Linked DNA regions of Homo sapiens: regions 1, 3 and 4 are each linked to region 2. The links are chromatin loops, found by intact Hi-C in ENCODE. Cell type or tissue: PC-9. All regions are shown on one strand. Links, peaks and the distances in the headings refer to the core of each region. The heading gives the core; the rest is flanking DNA.

Region 1 (4,492 bases), core at 248-4,247, 110 kb after region 2:
GACTAAATGGGCCTCTAAGAACTAAAGGAGGCAAGAGTCACACGAGGAATCATCAGCTGCAACCGATTATTCTTGATTTTTTAAAATTAGGCATGGCCTTAAACATGGTTACCTGAATGTTATGATTGAATTATGTCTCCCCGACATTCACATGCTGAAGTCCTAACCCCTAGAGTCCCAGAATGTGACCTCATTTGAAAATACGGTGGTTGCAGGAGTAATTTGTTAAGATGAGGTCACTATGGTGGGCCCTAATCTGGCGTCTTTATAAAAAGGAGAAATTTTCACACACACACACACACACACACACACACACACACACACACACACGGAGTGCCATGAGAAGACGAAGGTGGAGATGGGGTGATGCCAAGGAACAAGGATCACCAGCATCCCCAGAAGCCAGGGAGAGGCTGCAACTGATTCTCCCTCGCAGCCTTAGAGGGAACCAACCCTGCTGACACCTTGATGGTGGACTTGGAGCCTTCAGAACTCGACGACAACAAATGTCTGTTGTTTAAGGCACTCTGTTTGTGGACCTTTGTTATAGCAGCCCCAGGAGTTGAATAGGCTCACAGAGTTTCATTTGTACGTTTTTCCCATCTGAAAAATAGAATGCTGCTTTACCACAATTTATTTACCTTTGGGCAGATAAGAAATAAGCAATGGTTTGAGAGATTACCTGTAAACAAACTGAAAACCATCATACTAACAAGGAGAAATCAGAAATATATTTATTTGAGTTAAGTAACATTTTTCAAAAATTATGATTGACAACCACCCATTAGTTTACAAGTGGGAATTTTTTCCCACCCTGTAACACCCATCATTTATGAAGCTAAATATTAGTTAAGGGCCTCTGAAATTTCCAATAAAACTGCTAGAAAGATTCTTTTGATCTCTAGGCAGCTCTGAGGACAGATACAACTTCATTCCTCCTGGAAAATGCTTTGTTCTTTGGCTCCACTTAAGGAGGCAGTGGAAAAGCATATAATACATCAGGCTTTCTTTCTTTGTAGAACAAAGTTAATCCAGGTCCTTATCATAGGAAACTGCACAGGGATATAATCTTTTAGAAGACATAAATAATTCTCCATAATACTTTTGGAAATACTTTGATCTTTCTGTATACTTCTCCATTGCAAAAGGGTACTGCAAACCTTATTTTCCTTGTTTAGAGATTTGTTAAATGAAGTTAGTCATATTAGACCTTTGAAGTTGTGTTTTAAATAGAAGCTACCAAAAGGATGAAGATAATTTTACTATGTCCTGAAAAATTCTGAAAGACGTGCCAGGCAGCTGCCTCCTGTGGTTCTAGTACATAGGATGGATTCACAACACCATGGATGGACTTTTCATATATCTAATGTTCTTCTGTTCTATTAACTTTGTTAATGGACTCAAAAAGACTCTTTAAAACTTCATTCTCCCTTGAATATTTTAATATTCAAGTGAAAGATGCTTTCTCTTAGCATTCCTGCTATACCAGTTCTCATCTTCCTTCCACCCCACTGCTAGTATTGATTAGGCTGATGAAGGATTGGTGGGAAAGGACTCTGGAAAGGAAGGTAAAATCTCAGAAGGTCACATATTCCATGATAAAGATCTGAGGTTCCTTTGATGGGGGATGAGGAGCTGCTGAAGAATTTCAAACGAAGGAATGATGTCACCAGATTTGCATCTTGGAAAACCGCTCTGGAAGCAGCTTAGAGGAGGAGTCGGTGATGTTGGGGTGGGGGAATGAGACTAGAACCAGAGAGGCTCGATGGAGAAGTCATTGAAGCTGTCAAATATGGTGGCATTGTGGATAGGGAGGGTAGGCAGGAGGTAGAGATACCCAAGAAGACTGTGTCAACTGCCTAGAGCTACATGTTAGTCATTTCCCTGCTAAAAACACAAATATTATTGATTACTTGACCCAGCTGGTTAAAGTTTAGTGGTTGGTGCTATTTAATCAACAAGAAAAGAAAATCAAGAGTTATCATTGGCTGGGCACAGTGGCTCATGCCTGTAATCCCAGCATTTTGAGAGGCCAAGGCAAGAGGATCTCTTGAGCCCAGTAGTTTGGGGCTGCAGTGAGCTGTGATTGCACCACTATACTCCAGACTGTGTGACAGAGCAAGATCCTGTCTCAAAAAAAAAAAAAAGAAAATGAAAAAGAATTATCATTTTGTCCTAGATGTTCCCATCCCAACTAGGTTCATCTCATTCTAGTTAATTCAAGAAATTCCAGGTCAAGATACCTGGTCAAAGTAAACTCACGCACATTCGTAGAATTTCCTGGGTGGGACCCAGTGATGAGCTAAATTAGTATATTTCTTTGCCATCCTGGTCCACCAAACACCTCGGGGGAGGACATCCTTTTTTAATGTGTTCAGGCCATGTACGGAGAATGAGAGGTTAATTCAGCCTAAATTCCTGGTTGTGTCCAGGTGGGGCCAGCAAGCATTTGTTGAACAGCCTCTGGCCCACTGTGCTGTGAATATGTGGCCTTCTTAAGTGCAGTTGAGGGGAGTAATCCGCTGCCTCTCAGAGTGGGTCCACAGAGGTGACAGTGGGAGTCCTGCTATTTTCCTTGGTGGACCCAGTCTTGACCAAAAGCCTGAGAGAGGACCAGATGGAGTTGCTTGCAGTTTGCTAAGTTGAGGCTTTCTCCAAGTCCAGGAACAGGTAAATGCTTGCTACCAGGTAAGATTAAATCTATTTCATAAGGAAGGCCAATAGGTGGCAGAGCAATCTTTCCTATGCTGCAAAGTGAGGACATATAGAGAAATCTTCAGCAGAGCTCCCTCGCTATGCTTCCATTAGCACATACTTTAACACTTTAACGACCAGGCCATTTTAGAAGTTTTGCACATTTTATATGTTTATAGATGTTATTGCTGAACGTTGTGTAAAATATTTCCAATTAATTAAAACTTCAAGCCCTAGAACGATCAGCCAAAATATTTATAGGTATAATTTAGTTACTTGAATTTTGTCTTCTTCCTGTGGCTAGAAAACTTGTTTTCATTTTAAGGGATATTTCCTCTTTTTTGGCGCGTAGAAACAAAAGTAAAAACAATGCTAGTTTATGCTGTTTTAAAATAATCACTCTTCATTGATTTACAAGCCGAATATATAGAGAAACTTAGTCTCTGTGAATTTAGAAAGTTGAATATCTAATAAGGAGTTCACAGACATGCTAGAGTTTAGGAATCTCAGAGATGGAAAAGATCTGTTTGAAAACTTAAAATTTTGCTCTGAAATGGAAGTCAGGGTATTAACCTAGAAATCCTTCTCAATATTATTTTAACTCTATGACTTTTGCCAGTGATTTTTGTTTTTCTTTCCTGAATTAAAAAGTAAGTATTTAGAGCTAATTTAGGAACACTGAAGTGGGAAGACTTTAGAAACCATCGCAGGTGTCTTGGTGGCTTTTACAGACGGTGAATTACCGTGTCTCGGGCATTCTGTCTGCCCTGAGCAGTTATCCATGGAGCTTTCTCTAAATCTCTCTGGGGTGAGGTCAGGCATATCATTTAAGGGGACACACACACAAAAACGCCTGTAATCAGGATAAATAATATTTTAATGCTATATATTTTTAAAATCAAAATTAATGCATAAAAATCTATGATGAACAAACTGTCAAAGTCTAAATAATGACAGGATTTATAACAGTGCTGAGCTGAGCTTGTTCATGCCTAAGGCTCAGGAACGCTGATTCCATCTTTATTTAAAATTTTGATATTTTGTTCATCATGACTTTTAGCATTGATCTTGGTTTTTAAAAAATAGTACATTAAAACATGATTGATTTTGATTCCTGCATTGTTTTGTTGCCTCTTTAAATTTTGCGTCCGAGGAGAGTGCCTGGCTCTCTTCACCCTAATTCTGCTGCTGGTTGTGGTCTACTCACTCCTGTAGTTTTATCTCCCTGCTTTCTGAACAAGTTCTTCTTTAAATGTCTAGAGGCCATTCACACAAAAATGATCGTGGCCCCTGTAATGCCTGTTTGTAATCCAAAAGTAAAACACCAGTGACCTGCAAACTAAGTGTAAGGATGTCCAGCAAATTGCTACTGTTTTCCATGCCAACTTTAATTTTTTGAAAGTATGTATTATGTTCTTAAACAACTTCTTCTGTTTCTGCTCTTTTTCTTTCTGATTGGCTTGTGACTCATACACACACTTAGTCTGTGTGTAGGGGAACCTCGCTCCATTTCTGTAAAAAGCCGATTATTTCTGATGGCATTACCTTGTTCAGAGGTCTTCACAGCCCTTGCTGACTGTATCATTGCTTTTTAATCAGATCTTGAATTGAAAATATTGCTAAGGACGGAGACGTTTTCATTTTAGCCATTTGAGTATCCACATAATAGTCAAAATGAATTCAAGCCTTCAGAGGATTTGCACTGAGTCACTGCCTAATGTTGTAGGGGACAATCTGGTTTCTTTCCCACCTTTGGCTACAGGGAAACAGCCTTTCTTCTTGGGCTTTCATTCTCCCT
Region 2 (4,492 bases), core at 342-4,341:
GCTGGAGCACTTTCAGAAAATTTCCCAGGGGCTCAATTCAGAAGCAGCATTCCTGGGGATCATAGAGACTTACATTTTTCCTGCCCTGGTAAATGAATGGAACCTACCTACCATGCATGACAAAACCTTCTCAACATTTTTGTTCTTTTTTGGCCACATGCAATCATACATTTATTTGGGGTATTTTTTCCTTGTCCTCAAAGTTGTCATACATTCTCATTCCTCCTGCGACTCTTTCTTCTTTCTCTACAGGCCAGGGTGCTGAGAGAGGAGTAGAATGATCTGGGAGGAGTGATGTCATGTGACTTGGTTGATATTTATACCATCTACATCATTCCCCAAAACCATGCTCACCGAGGTCCTGTTTTCTGGACAGACAGAGAGCTTGCCTGACAGCCCCATTGTGGGTCCTGTCCCAGTGCCCCTGGGTGGGACTGCTGGATAGCACATTCCACAAACCCCTGCATCTTTTATTCTCCTGGAGAATTTACCTCATTGGTACTCAAAGGAATATGATAGGAAATCTTGTGTCATGGGAAGCTTAGGAATGCTATTTCATTTGGCTTTGGAGTTCATCGTTGTACTGTGAATGAGCTGCTTCTCTGGGGTGATGGCTTTCGTCTCCTTTTGCATTTCCTACTTCACATAGGTGGCATAGGATGCCATAAGCCTGTCTACACTTGCAAGGTTCTACTTTATGTGATTCATGCTAAGGTGTTCCCTTTGCCTGAAATTTGAGGATTCCATTCAGTTTGTGCTTGAATTACCTAGGAATTTGCTTCATTTCTTCAGTGTGCATCTCAGAAGAACCACACAGTTTGATATTTGGGGAAAAGTGCAGATATTTTCATTAATAATGTAACTAAGTTGACTGCTTTGTTCAAAGGGGGCAACCAAAACATGGAAAAGCCTTGCCTGAGTGAAGCTGGCTCATGAACAAGTCCTGGGAATGCTATTGGACTAGTGCCACGACAGACCGAATGTAGTTTAGAAACTGAATTGGGACACATATGGTTAATACCTCTTCGAATAAAGTATGCATTTATGCAACTATAAAAATGCAGGCTTTATGCAGAATGCCAGGTAACTACCTTCTAATTTAATATGGACTTTTCCCCGGGAAATCCAAAGTATTGGAGATTTATCATAAGCTGAAAATTACTAAAGAGAGAGCCATGCCTCTTCATGTACAACTCTTTCTGCTCATGTTTGCTTTGACATCAGGAAGAAGGAATTGTGGGTTTGAAATATGACCACCTGCATCTGTGTCTTTCTAAGGTACCAGGCACAGTTTCTTTTGTGTTATCTCATTCATTCTCACAACAACCCTGTGCAGCAGAAGGTATTTTCTCTGTTCTATCGATGAGGAAATCCATGCTCAGAAACTTTAATTGGACTCGGCGATGTTTCACAGTACAAGGTGGCAGAGGTTGGATTGGAACTCAGGACTGAAGATCCAAAAAACCATGACCTTTCTAATTGCTACCCTGCCTTTTGAGTTTTATGAATGCGGTTAAGGGAATTCTAGTTTCAGTATCTCATAAAACACCATCCAGGGCTAATTTTTCACTTCTGAAGAAAGTGAGAGAACAGATGGGAGCCGTCATGCCACCAGCCCTTACAAATGCCCCTTCTTGACTGCCCAACCCTGGTTTCATCCTCTATGTGACTTACAGCATGTCAATGGCATGCAGTGCTGGAGACAGCCTTAATATGGATGCTGGAAGTACTTTTTGATTTTGTAAAGCAGGCTTAAGGAAATACACCCATGCAGTGTGTGCATGCACACACACACACGTGTACATACATACCACACACATGCATGTGCACATACACATGCACACACACATGCTGCTCATATGTAATTTCTACTTCCTGTTAGGTCTTTACCAGGACTCTTGAACTACTCCTAGAGGGGTAGACATGGCTTAGTTATCAGTAAGTTCTGCAGTGTTGAGGGGAAGGGGAAGTTGGGTATGACGCAAGTGCAGGGGGGAGAATGGGAAAATTGTGTCTGACGATGGTTTACTTTTTGTAGCAGCTGAGAAAGTCACTGATGTTGCTGCCTCCTGTTGTTAAGTTAGAGCCCTCTCAAAATAGATCTTTTGATTTCTATTGCCTTTCAGGGTCCCCATACCTTGATTGGTGCTCAGTAGCCTGAAGACTTGTGTTTGAACAATGGATTCCTTAGTTGAGGGTTGGGAAAAACCTTAACAGCTATGGAGGCCAGCCCCTACCCACACCTTAATTTCAAGCCCCCTCTGAAAGTCCATACCAGATGGTAGAGCAGCCTAGGCTTGCAAATGTCCTGTAACTGGTCCTCACTACCTCCTGAGTCAACCAACATCATCTTTGACAGCTTCCTGTTTCAAAAATGTTTTCTTCATATTGAGTTGAAATGTGCCTCATTGCTTAACTTCCAACCAGGCATATATATTCTTTGGGCTGCAGTTTCTTGCCTTATAAAATGAGTCGGCTGGCCTCAGGACTGACCTATCCAGATGCACACGTTGTGCACTGCACAGCTCCAGGGGGCACCATTCATCTAGACTTTGAGGAGTCTGGCCTCTGGCTAGAATTGTGCAATGCCACGGCCCTGGTTTGCCACAATGACCTTTGTGTTTCTTTGTGACTCTCAAATTTGATGTCGGCCTCCAGATGGGGATATACGCTGCAAAGTAGTTCAGTTAGCACTAACAAGCTTTCAACGTCCTTGTTTGAGAAGAGCTGCCTGTTGTCACTAGAGCAGGCCACCCCTTGTTATTCACACCTTGTGGAGCTTAATTTCATTCAAGCGCCTACATGCAAATTAGATTTTTACCCTGAAGGCAAGGCGTCATCTGTTGTTTGGCCAACAACAGATGCTAAATGAAGAGGAAAGGAGAATGTGTACTTTTCTTTGAGAATCTATTATATTTCAGACTGTAATTATGTTTTTTTAAGAATTTTTTAAGTATCAGTTTTTAAGTATTAATAAAAATGTCATCTGAGTTATTTTTTCAGAATTGAAGGACATTGAAGGAGAATGATATTGGCAGATGTTTCCTTTCTGACCAATTATTAATTTTATAATAAAATACTATTATTTCCTAAGTCACTAATATATAGTTTGCATCATCTGCTCAAAGGGTAAGACTTGGGCAAACAAAATCAGGCACATATCCAGAAGATGTTCAACTTAATTTCTCATACCTCTTAAAACAACCTATCTGTATTACGTGACCATTATAAGTTCTTATCTTTTTTGTGAAAGGAAATTTGTTAGAAACTGAATTGGGACACATATGGTTAACACCTCTTTGAATAAAGTATGCATTTATGTAACTATAAAAATGTAGCCTGTATGCAAAATGCTATATAATTACCTTCTAATTTAATATTGACTTTCCCCCGGGAAATCCAAAGTATTGAAGGTTTATCATAAGCTGAAAATTATAGATTCCTGAGGAAGGTGATTGTTGCTAGAAATAGAATAATTTGGCCTTACGGTGGTTGGCATGAACAGTGCATCCTCTGCCCAGTTGGGTTTTTGGCGAAGTGGCAGTTTAAATTAAGCACTTGGGCACTGTGATGATGGACAGGCCCAGATGAAAAGATAGCTCTGGTTTTATGCTCAAGGCTTCATGTTTCCCACAAGATGAGGTATTTATTAACTAAGAGTCGCACCCACTTCACTTTTATTATTAAATGTTTGTAGAGCCTTCCTGAAAAGAATAATGCGGGTAGAATTTATACTGGGAAGGTTTCAACATCCCATAAAACTGACACTCTAGCACTTTGTAGAAAAGATGGGCCTGGGGAATGCAAGGAGGGAGAGGAAACTCTCCAAGATATAGATCTTGCTTAAAAGGGAGTTTCACCTCTGATAATTTAGGAGGTCAGAGGGCAGGTCTAAGTTCTCAGCCTCTGGATGTAAGAAGTGACCAGGAACAATAATGGGCAAAAGTGTGTGTGTGTGTGTGTGTGTGTGTGTGTGTGTGTGTGTGTGTGTGTGATACATTTAAAACACATTTACTCTCCCTTGTTTTCAAACACTTAAAAACATATTTTACTTTGCTGGCAAGAACAGATAGGGGATTTAAAGGCTTGGTAGTTTCTATGAATAGCAATGCTGAAATGTTAAAACAAAAGAATTCAAGGTGTTTCCCGTAACCCCCCTCTCCCCAGGGGCATCTTGGGTTAATAAATTAATCAAAACCAAGTGTGGGCTGCAGTGAAACTATATAAGGGTGGTATCTCCTTGGATCCAGCTGTACATACCGGTGTCAAAACAGCAAAAGCATCCAAAAATGATCTCAAGCTAGGATGAAGCCTTGATCCATCATTTTTCACCAAAACTAGTGAAACAAGTGAATAATGATTTGGGGACACTCTGGAACAAGAGTTATTAAGGACTGACACAGGCACATGTTACTCTAAGAGATAAAAATGAATGAAGCAGTTGCTCATCTTCAGGATGCCTCCTCCCTCCACCCTATACGCAGAGACTATT
Region 3 (4,492 bases), core at 259-4,258, 370 kb after region 2:
GGTTGCGGTGAGCCAAGATCGCGCCAGTGCACTCCAGCCTGGGCAACAGAGTGAGATTCCGTCAAAAAAAAAAAAAAAAATTGGTGTGTGTGATGCTGGCTTTGACTTCAGTCACTGGGGTGTATGGGAGGTAGGTATGGGACTGGAGCAGTCAGCATTTTAGTTGACTTGACTAAATTATAAGTGTAGATAAGACAGTTCCCTTTGCAGCTGAGAGCCCGTTATGGGATAGTATGCATTACCTCATTCATTATGGCCAAAACTCTGAGAAGCAGGTGTGCTTGGCCCCATTTTGCATAATCCCAGCCTCAGCGAGGTTGAGTAACTAGTACAAGATCACACAGCTAAGGTTTTAACCAGGTGGTTATGTTTCTTTCTGTAACGTCACACAATCTTCCTGTAATATGAACTTGGGTCTATTTCCCTATACCGTTCTCCTTGATCATAAATAAGTCGGCTGCATGAAAGACAAAATGGTCCAGTGTTTGCAGAAGGATACGGTCAAAATACTTAACAGCTCACATGCCACAGCCTCAGCAGTAGGGACAAATGCTGATTATAAAACCCCTAGTTCATTCCACTGAGATTCCAGATAACATACAGGACCTCCATGCACTTTGAATTTCAGATGAACAACAAATAATTATTTTAGTATAAGCAATACAAAGAACATACTTATACCAAAAGAAAGTTTATGCGTTGGGTTGGAAGGCCTGAGCTTCTGATCTGACATCAGACACGTCAGAACAGCACCACTGGGAACAGGTCACTCAAACTTGCTAAGTCTCGGGGGTTGATTTCTGGTGAAAATGTAAGAGCTTAACCGGGCAATGCTGACTTAGAATCAGTGCTTAAAAATGATTTGTTTTCTGCCTGGCGCGGTGGCTCACGCCTGGAATCCCAGCACTTTGGGAGGCCAAGGCAGGCAGATCATGAGGTCAGGAGATCAAAACCATCCTGGCTAATATGGTGAAACCCCATCTCTACTAAAAAATACAAAAAAATTAGTTGGGTGTGGTGGTGGGCGCTGTAGTCCCAGCTACTTGGGAGGCTGAGGCAGGAGAATGGCGTGAACCTGGTAGGCGGAGTTTGCAGTGAGCCGAGATCGCACCACTGCACTCCAGCCTGGGTGACAGAGTGAGACTCCATTTCAAAAAAAAAAAAAAAAAAAAAGATTTGTTTTCTTTTCAAAGCCTGAACAGTTGTGGTTGGGGCAAGAATCTCAACTCTAGTCTAATCTATGTCCTGCATCCTATTGTGATTTCTGTGCAGGCTGTTATGACATAATTTTTATGATTAATGAATTTATATCCCTAGCAAATTCCCTACCCTTTTAGCTGAAGGGCAAAACAATGCAAGTTTGAAAAACTGTTAAGATAAAACAGCAGCATTACTAACATATACATTTATGTTAAAACACATCAGCACTGATCCATCATCATAATATATTAGTATACTATGTATAATATCATATTCATCATTTAATAGTGAATGCATATTAAAGCCATCCAAATGCCCAAAATGAGTTTTCCCTAGATTGTGGGCCTAATGGCTAATTTTTCTTTTCTTCACACATATCTACATTCTAACTTTTCTGTAGTGAGCATGTGTGGCTTTAATAATTTTAAAAAAGAGAGAAAGAAATTACTTTTATACTTTAGTCACCAACTAAGAACTTGACAGTCTATGAGGTCAGAAAGGCAGACGTGAAGGGCAATAAGGCTAAGCAACAAAGCTTCTTCCAGAGGAGCAGATATATTTATGGAAAAATGCAGCAATTCAACTCAGAGTGAAAATGCAACGACCATCACTAGAGAGTGGAAATAATCAGTCAACGAACCCAGGTTTTGTCTACATGACATAAATAACTCTTGGGGGTGGGTTGCTTTTTTTTTTTTTTTCCGTTCCATTGGCCAATTTAGGCATACTGTGAACAGAGAATTTGATTAAGCTCCAATGTAGTGTAAGGTATGGCTTAAAATTTGTTGTTAATATCCTTGAACCCTCACCTGTCCATAGCACCCACAGGAGCAAAAAGCACCACCTTCATTACTGCCCACATCCTTCCCAACTGCACTCTGTGTTCGTGGATCTGACCTAATGGGTGAAACACTGGGGTGTTTTCTCTATTAGAGCAATGTCATGAGGCAAGGGTGTGCTGTCTGCCCCTTGAGAACATTTGTTTGTAAAGGGGTTAGAGTTTTTAATATATATGCAAAGAATGATAATGAAATGTGTCTGGCCTGAACATAATCAAGCAAGATTCCATCGAGTTTCAACAATCCAGCGCGCCAGGGTTGAAGACATTTTTACCGTAACTCGTATTTTCAGCCCTGTGAAGTTGCCGCCCACACAGGAAATGACTTGGAACAGGTGGTCCTCAGAGCTTGCTGGTCTTGTCTGGCTCCGTGGGTAATGCTTGTGGGCTCCTGAGTCACTGAATAATTATGAGCCTGAACAAAAGGCTCTCAGATAAGCCCTCAGTCAAGACACAGGGAAAGGCAAGGTGCAGAAGATGACTGTCTGAGCGTGCTAACTGTTCAGAGCGAGTTGATGAATGAGGCTCTGGAGGAAACAATGCCTCCTTGGTTTTGCTCTTCTTGGCTCCCCTGGCACCTGGTGGCAGAAGGACGAGAAAGCACAGGTGAGGGGAGTGTCGTTGCACACCTTGGCTTTTAATGAACTTAAATGCATTAGAAAACACCCTACTTAGAAACAGTCCTCCCAGAGACAATGAGCTCTTATTTCTGCACTGTGTGCCCAGTGCTGTGCATGTAGAGGCTGTATCTCTTCTCATCCTTTCCCAGGATGGGAAGTGGTGATATAATCTTTCCCATTTCACAGAGGAAGGAACTGAGGCGCAGGAGCTCACATACTTAGCTTTATCTTTCATGAGGGGAAATGGATGGGGTTATGGGCTCAATTATGTCCTCCTATACACACACACACACACACACACACACACACACATCTGTGTATGTGTATAGAAGTCCTAACCCCCAGTTTCATGGAAAGTATCCTTATTTGGAAATAGGGCCATTGCAGGTGTAATGAGTTAAGATGAAGTCACATTGGAGTAAGGTGGGTCTCTAATCCAATGTGATAGTTGTCCTTATTTAAAAAAACAAAATGCCTTGTGCAGACAGGGAGAGGGCCATGTGCAGACAGAGAATTCGAATAATACATCTACAAGTCAAGGAGTGCCCAGTACTGCTACTGGCAACCACCAGAAGCTATGAGAGAGATGAGGAAGAAGCCTCTTTTACAGTTTTCAGAGGGAGCATGGCCCTCCGACACCTTGATTTCTGACTTCTAGCCTCCAGAACTGTGAGACAATAAATTTCTGTTATTTTAAGTCACCCAATTTGTGGTACTTTGTTATGGCAGCTCCAGAAAACTAATAGAGATGAGAACTCACATGTATTGGGGGCCTGGTATGTCAATGTTAATAGAACCTAAAATAAATAAATAAATAAATAAATAAATAAACAAACAAACTTCATCAGCTACAAGTAAGAAGGAATTACTAACGTGAGTATGTGATTCAAATGAAAATAATGTGAGTGGATAATGTATGGCCGAGAGGGTATAAGAGTTAGTGGTTCTGTTAAAAAGCACAGAAATGAGAAAGAAAGGGGTCCGTGTGCAAATTCTAGAATACACCTCTTGATGGGGGTGAATTAGACCCTACTTTAGGGGAAAAAAAAATACAGGTGAACTCCTGCCACCTCTATCCAACTGCAAAGTTAGAGCCACAGTGTCTACAAAACCACCTTCACTTCTGACATCAATTTCAAGTTCAGGGGGCTCTCAAAAACACACTCAGTGTCAATAAGTCACTAGAAGGAGCACAGGACTCACTAAAGCTATTCACTGGTGATTGCAGTTTATTACCGGGAAGAATGCAGCTAACATCAGCTAAGGAAAGAAGCACATAGAGCGGAACCCAGAGAGTACCAAAGGCAGGGCTTCCATCGTCCTCTCCCTGTGAATAACAACAGCATCACTTTTCCAGCATGCTGTGCAACAACACACCACGCAGGGAAACCCACCCGAGCCTTTGCATCCAGGGGCTCCGCTGGGGTCTTATCACCACCTAGGCATGGCTGGCTGCCCAGGTAACTGGGCTCAGTTCCCAGCCCCTCAGACCAAGCTGAGACCACATGACCTAAAGCCCCCATCTTCACTAAGGCTTGTTGATGTGACCCAAGGCCCCACCCAAAATCACCTTGTCACTATCTGGCTGGTCCAAGGCCTGCAGGCAAACAAAGCCACTCCTATCAGACATGACATTCCAAAGGCACAGATCACTTCCCAGAAGCTGAGAGCAAAAGGCCAGGCCTTTCTCTGAGCATATTTAGATTCTTTACTTCACCTTAGGTTACATACAGTCCTCTGTTTTTCCATCTGACCCAACCCTGATAAACAGCTCCACAACCCCAACTCTGGGAGCAACCTTTCCTCCCGGTAGAGGCTTGGAATGAGAAGGGAT
Region 4 (4,492 bases), core at 352-4,351, 280 kb after region 2:
CAAACTGAGCATCTTACCCTAAAAGCCTCATGGGAGAGTAATTTGCCAATATTTAGTACTTATTCTGTTTCAGTGATTCCAGCAAATATAAAAAAAACTATTTTAAAGTTTTACAAAAATTTGCTGATGGTGAGATTAATTATATAACTGGCATTAATATTTGACAGTTTTCATATGTTCTGAAGACACTCTAACCAAAGGAGAAAAGTCAAAACACGTTGAGATGCCTAGTGGAAATGAGATTTCCTGTGAAAAATAAATAGCACTGATTTATTTTTGTCTTGCCTATCAGTATGTATTAATGGACACAGGAAGGTATCGGGGGAAATGTTGAGACATCCATAAACAAAGATGTGAAGACTTTTCTATCTAGAACCTTCTGAAGAATGGATAGATGTGTTGCTGTTATTCCCACCACAGTACACAAAAACGTTGGAAATGTACCTTTTCCTTAGAATTGTTCTGGATAAATTTTTCAGAAGAAGCCTACAATCTGTGGAGACACACAATCTCTCGCATGTCATAAGCCATATTATAAGTTTAATGTCCTATGGATTTAATAGAGACAATCTATGTATTAGCCAGTTGGTGACAGAAAATAATAGCAATTGATTTGCAGCAAGAAGAAGGAGGTATTTTTAGAAGAAACTTTTCTCTGTGTTAAGAAATACAGCCAAGCAGTTGAGAAAAGATTTTTAATAAAGATCTGTTGAAGTCACTTTGCGTGTGAGTGGCCTCTTGATTCTTATCTGATTATTAGGGCTAAATGCACAGTCCCTCATGTCAATGCAGGCAATTATGAAACAAAACCAAAGTTTCATTCATCAGCATTGCGTTCTGGCCACCAATGTCATTTCTTCTTTTTGTGACATGGAAGTCATACATTAATTTTATGCCCTCTTTAGCTGGTTTTCGTTCTTTCCATGGTGGTAGATGATATAACTAGTTACATGTCTTGAATAATTAGGAGCAGGTATAACATAATCTACTGAAGACCTTTTCCACATCCTATATTATCAATAAAAATGATTAAATTGGGCCTATAAAATGATAGGGTATATATCCACATTACTTTGTTTTTTGTTTGCTTGTTTTACTTATAAAAGGTAGGTGACACCGAAGTCAGATATTTGTATGTATTCTCAGCAGCAAATTTTCCTCCAAAGCTTTAGATAATAGGAATGTATTTTGAAAAAGGCTGCAACTGAATGATTGAAAATAAGAAAGGATAAATAAATTGGACAAAAAAATAAATCTGGTTAAATAATACTTTAGTTTCAGTGGAAGACAAAAGCAATAAGGGATTGAATTTACAGGATATAAACTAATTAGGAGAGGTTTTGCTTGTAGATGGAATTATTGAAAAAGACTTAGCTTCCTTTAATGAAAATCATCATCATCATTTTTAAGAGATTACAGGCTATGGAAAGATTGACAGTTAAACAAAGTGTATTAATGTGAATAAATAGGTCACTCACTGACCATCACTGAGCCACTCTGAGCAGCAATACTTTATAAACCAATATCTTAAATAGACCTGTATTGGTTAAAAAAAGTATTTAGTTAGAATGATTAACAACCAGATATTAATGATTCAATAGATGTCATTCTTATTATTGCCAGAGAAGGGTCTAAGCTCTATCTTAGGAATCAACAACCTTTGAAGTGGTCTTTTTCTTCCAGGCTTAAAACCATTGCCTTGACCTGGTTGGGCCATTGGCGAGAATGCCATGAAAACCTTAGATGTGCCGGATCCCTGACACCAATGTCCTGACCACTTCCTAACTCAGAAAATTACATTCTGATTATCGATGCTCTCTTCTCGTGGCTGTATTTTTACAAGATTAATGACGCTGGTTGGAATCTCATTTCCCCTTAGAATTAATGCTGCAAAATTAATGAGCCACCTGGTCACGTTTCAAAGGGTAAATAAATGACCATTCTTCTTATGGGTCAGGGTCAGGGATGACTCCTCTGTGACTCACAAGCCAGGAATGAACACAAGTGATTAGACTCGTGGGCCGAGAAGCCAACGGCAGTCATGAGGGTGCCCGGCAAGAGTAGTTGAAGAAGGAGCTTATCATCGTTCTCCAATCTAGTCAATAGTCTGGGTTTTCCAGGACTCTTTAGAGTTAAAGTTGCTAAGAAAAGGCAGCACACATAGCTCTGTGAGCCTCCTTGCTTTCTCAGGGTGTATGCTCTTGTGTGCATGTACACACATAAATACACACACACACACACACACATACACACACACACACAATATACATTCCATTCATGCAGGAGGTGTATTTTCCAAACTTAGCATAAGACCTAGCACCTGCTATGTGTTCAATATATGTTTGAGGAAAGAGTGGAAAAGGGAAGGAGAGAAGGAAGGGGGGAGGTAAGAACAGAGAAAGAGGAAAAAAAGGACAATTTTCTCACTGAAAAGCTTGTGAGGACTTGACCTTAAAAATCAAAACAAGGATGCAAGGTTTTCAAATCCTAATACTGTTGCAGGTTATTGTTCTCAACCCCGGGATCATCCAAAAGTGACAAAATTCCTAAGAGACGTTTTGGTGCCCTGAATGAAGTTCCCTGAGAGATTGCATCCAGAAATCTATATTTTTATGAAGTTCTCAGGTGAATGTAGCATTTCTCTTTGGGAACTGTGGGAACCTTTTGCTGAATTCATACCTGACTTAACCTATATTGTTGGTGCCCCATTTTTAATTTGCTCTTCAATTGGGACAGAGATTTCAAAAGGTAGAAAATGCCACAGAGACTATTGTTATACAGCTTTGCAAATGGAAGTCTAGAGATGCAAAAGCAATGTGATAAACCTCAAACAACACGGTCTAGCCTAGGACCCTTGCTTTCCCATAGTGGTCCTGAGATTTGTCAACAATGCTATATCATGTGCCCAAGCATATTTTCCAGGCTCAAGGTTGCATTCAGAACAGTTCAGTTTCTCTTAACTTGTCGGGAGACAACAGTGCCTCGTACTTAAAGGTGATGGCCCCAGAGTCAGCTGGCCCATGTTTGAATCCTGCCTCCACATTTAAATCCAATAGCTATTAACGTCTTGAGCAAATGCTTAACCCTGTGCCTGGGTTTTCTCACTTGTAAAATGGGCTACAAGTGTGATACTTGTACAATGAGAGAGAAGGAGGTAGAATCTGTCTCACAATACAGATTCATCAGTTACTATATTAAGTAAGTACTTAGTAGAGTCTTCAAAATGGAGCTATTCTTATATATCTAATTTCTTATATATTTTACTATGTATAGAATATCTTATATTTGTATATTTCTTAAATTCGGTATTTCTTAGCAACTTCAGCACAAAACTTGCAGACTGTGATGACTCATTTGGCACTGAGATGAATACAGGTCACACCTGGACAGCAGAGCTGCAGATGGAGCTGGCTGGCTGTCTATAGCCTTCTTCTCAGTCCTTAAACTTCCTGGTGAACAAGAATCACCCAGAGAGCTTGTTAAATATGCACACCGCTAGGCCTCATTCTCTGGAGCATCTCATTCAATGTATCTAGGGTGGGGCCCATCATCTGCTTTTTGAAGCAGGGCCCTGATTACACACACCATGGGCCAGGCTTTGAGACATGGCTTTATCCCACATAGAACCAAGTCTGCGTCCTTTCATCATGCTGCCTTCATCTCTCTGACAGCATGTGGGTGGAACATCAGGGACCAAGTCAGAGGTCTCTTGCAAGATTTGCAGGTCCTAAAGGCAACCACACCTGCCTCTGACCTTCCAGTGCAGAGCCTGACTTGTCTGCACAGGGCCCCTTCTTGATTGACCTGGAGGCATGTTCTCTTGTGGCAGAGTCTAGACTGAGAAGGCCGCTATCCTCATACCATTAATATATCTCTCTGGATTGAAAGCAAATGATCAGGGGAGATTGGAAAGCCTTTCCTTCTGATTTTCCCCCTCCCTTCCCCCTGGTGCAATCCCGACAATTATCTGGAGTCTCATGCACAGGCTTGGAGTTGAAGAACCCACACCAAGTTCTCCATATGTTTCGCATGGGGAGAAGGGAGGTTGCTCTTTGTGCACGTTCATCCTGGCTGGTGCACAAGCATACACACACACTCGCATCCTCATGGGCATCACGGCAGTTCTCAGGAGCATTTCCTCCCAACAGGAAGCACACTGACTGACTTCCTCCATGTGGAAGGACTGTCCTCCTCTGAAACCTCTGTGACACTCTGTCATGGCACATTTCTCATGACACTTGGCCCTTATTCCTCATGCAGTCATTCTTTAAGGATCATTTACATTTGGAGGTATAATGCAGTTGACACTCCCTCTTCTATGTGACAAATTACTTTTTTTTTTTTTTTTGAGACAGAGTCTCACTCTGTCGCCAAGGCTGGAGTGCAGTGGCACCTTGTTGGCTCACTGCAACCTTTGTCTCCTGGGTTCAAGCAATTCTCCTGCCTCAGCCTCCCGAGTAGCTGGGATTACAGGTGCCCACCACCTTGCCCA

What was found. Hi-C counts contacts between places; a loop is a spot of excess contacts. Peaks named below come from ENCODE experiments on the same cell type or tissue, not always from the same donor. Only the 100,000 strongest peaks of a DNase experiment are listed, where the experiment ranks them.
Region 1: a loop joins it to region 2, with 9 times the contacts of the local background. A loop is called at or near these places in 4 of 110 quality-filtered maps.
Region 3: it touches region 2 in a loop (22-fold over the local background); 2 of 110 quality-filtered maps call a loop at or near these places.
Region 4: it touches region 2 in a loop (4-fold over the local background); 2 of 110 quality-filtered maps call a loop at or near these places.

What each region holds. Positions count from the first base shown.
Region 1 is chr21:35,398,862-35,403,353 of GRCh38, reverse strand. The region is part of intron 2 of LOC100506403 (a long non-coding RNA gene); the gene reads left to right. Among named protein-coding and RNA genes, the nearest start is that of MIR802, 320 kb to the left of the region's middle. RefSeq lists a silencer at 2,569-2,863. In PC-9, for the core only: CTCF peaks have their summits at 2,512 and 2,719 (motif pointing right); a DNase peak (open chromatin) is centred at 2,733; H3K27ac peaks cover 1,280 bases.
Region 2 is chr21:35,506,661-35,511,152 of GRCh38, reverse strand. The region is part of intron 1 of LOC100506403 (a long non-coding RNA gene); the gene reads left to right. Among named protein-coding and RNA genes, the nearest start is that of MIR802, 210 kb to the left of the region's middle. RefSeq lists enhancers at 2,445-2,965, 4,209-4,492. In PC-9, for the core only: a CTCF peak has its summit at 2,589; a DNase peak (open chromatin) is centred at 2,592.
Region 3 is chr21:35,136,861-35,141,352 of GRCh38, reverse strand. No RefSeq gene overlaps it. Among named protein-coding and RNA genes, the nearest start is that of RUNX1, 90 kb to the right of the region's middle. In PC-9, for the core only: no CTCF peak of the experiment used is centred there; a DNase peak (open chromatin) is centred at 2,472; H3K4me3 peaks cover 481 bases; H3K27ac peaks cover 3,841 bases.
Region 4 is chr21:35,230,229-35,234,720 of GRCh38, reverse strand. No RefSeq gene overlaps it. Among named protein-coding and RNA genes, the nearest start is that of RUNX1, 180 kb to the right of the region's middle. RefSeq lists enhancers at 1-782, 1,895-2,189, 1,465-2,664. In PC-9, for the core only: no CTCF peak of the experiment used is centred there; DNase peaks (open chromatin) are centred at 1,980 and 3,400; H3K4me3 peaks cover 398 bases; H3K27ac peaks cover 3,281 bases.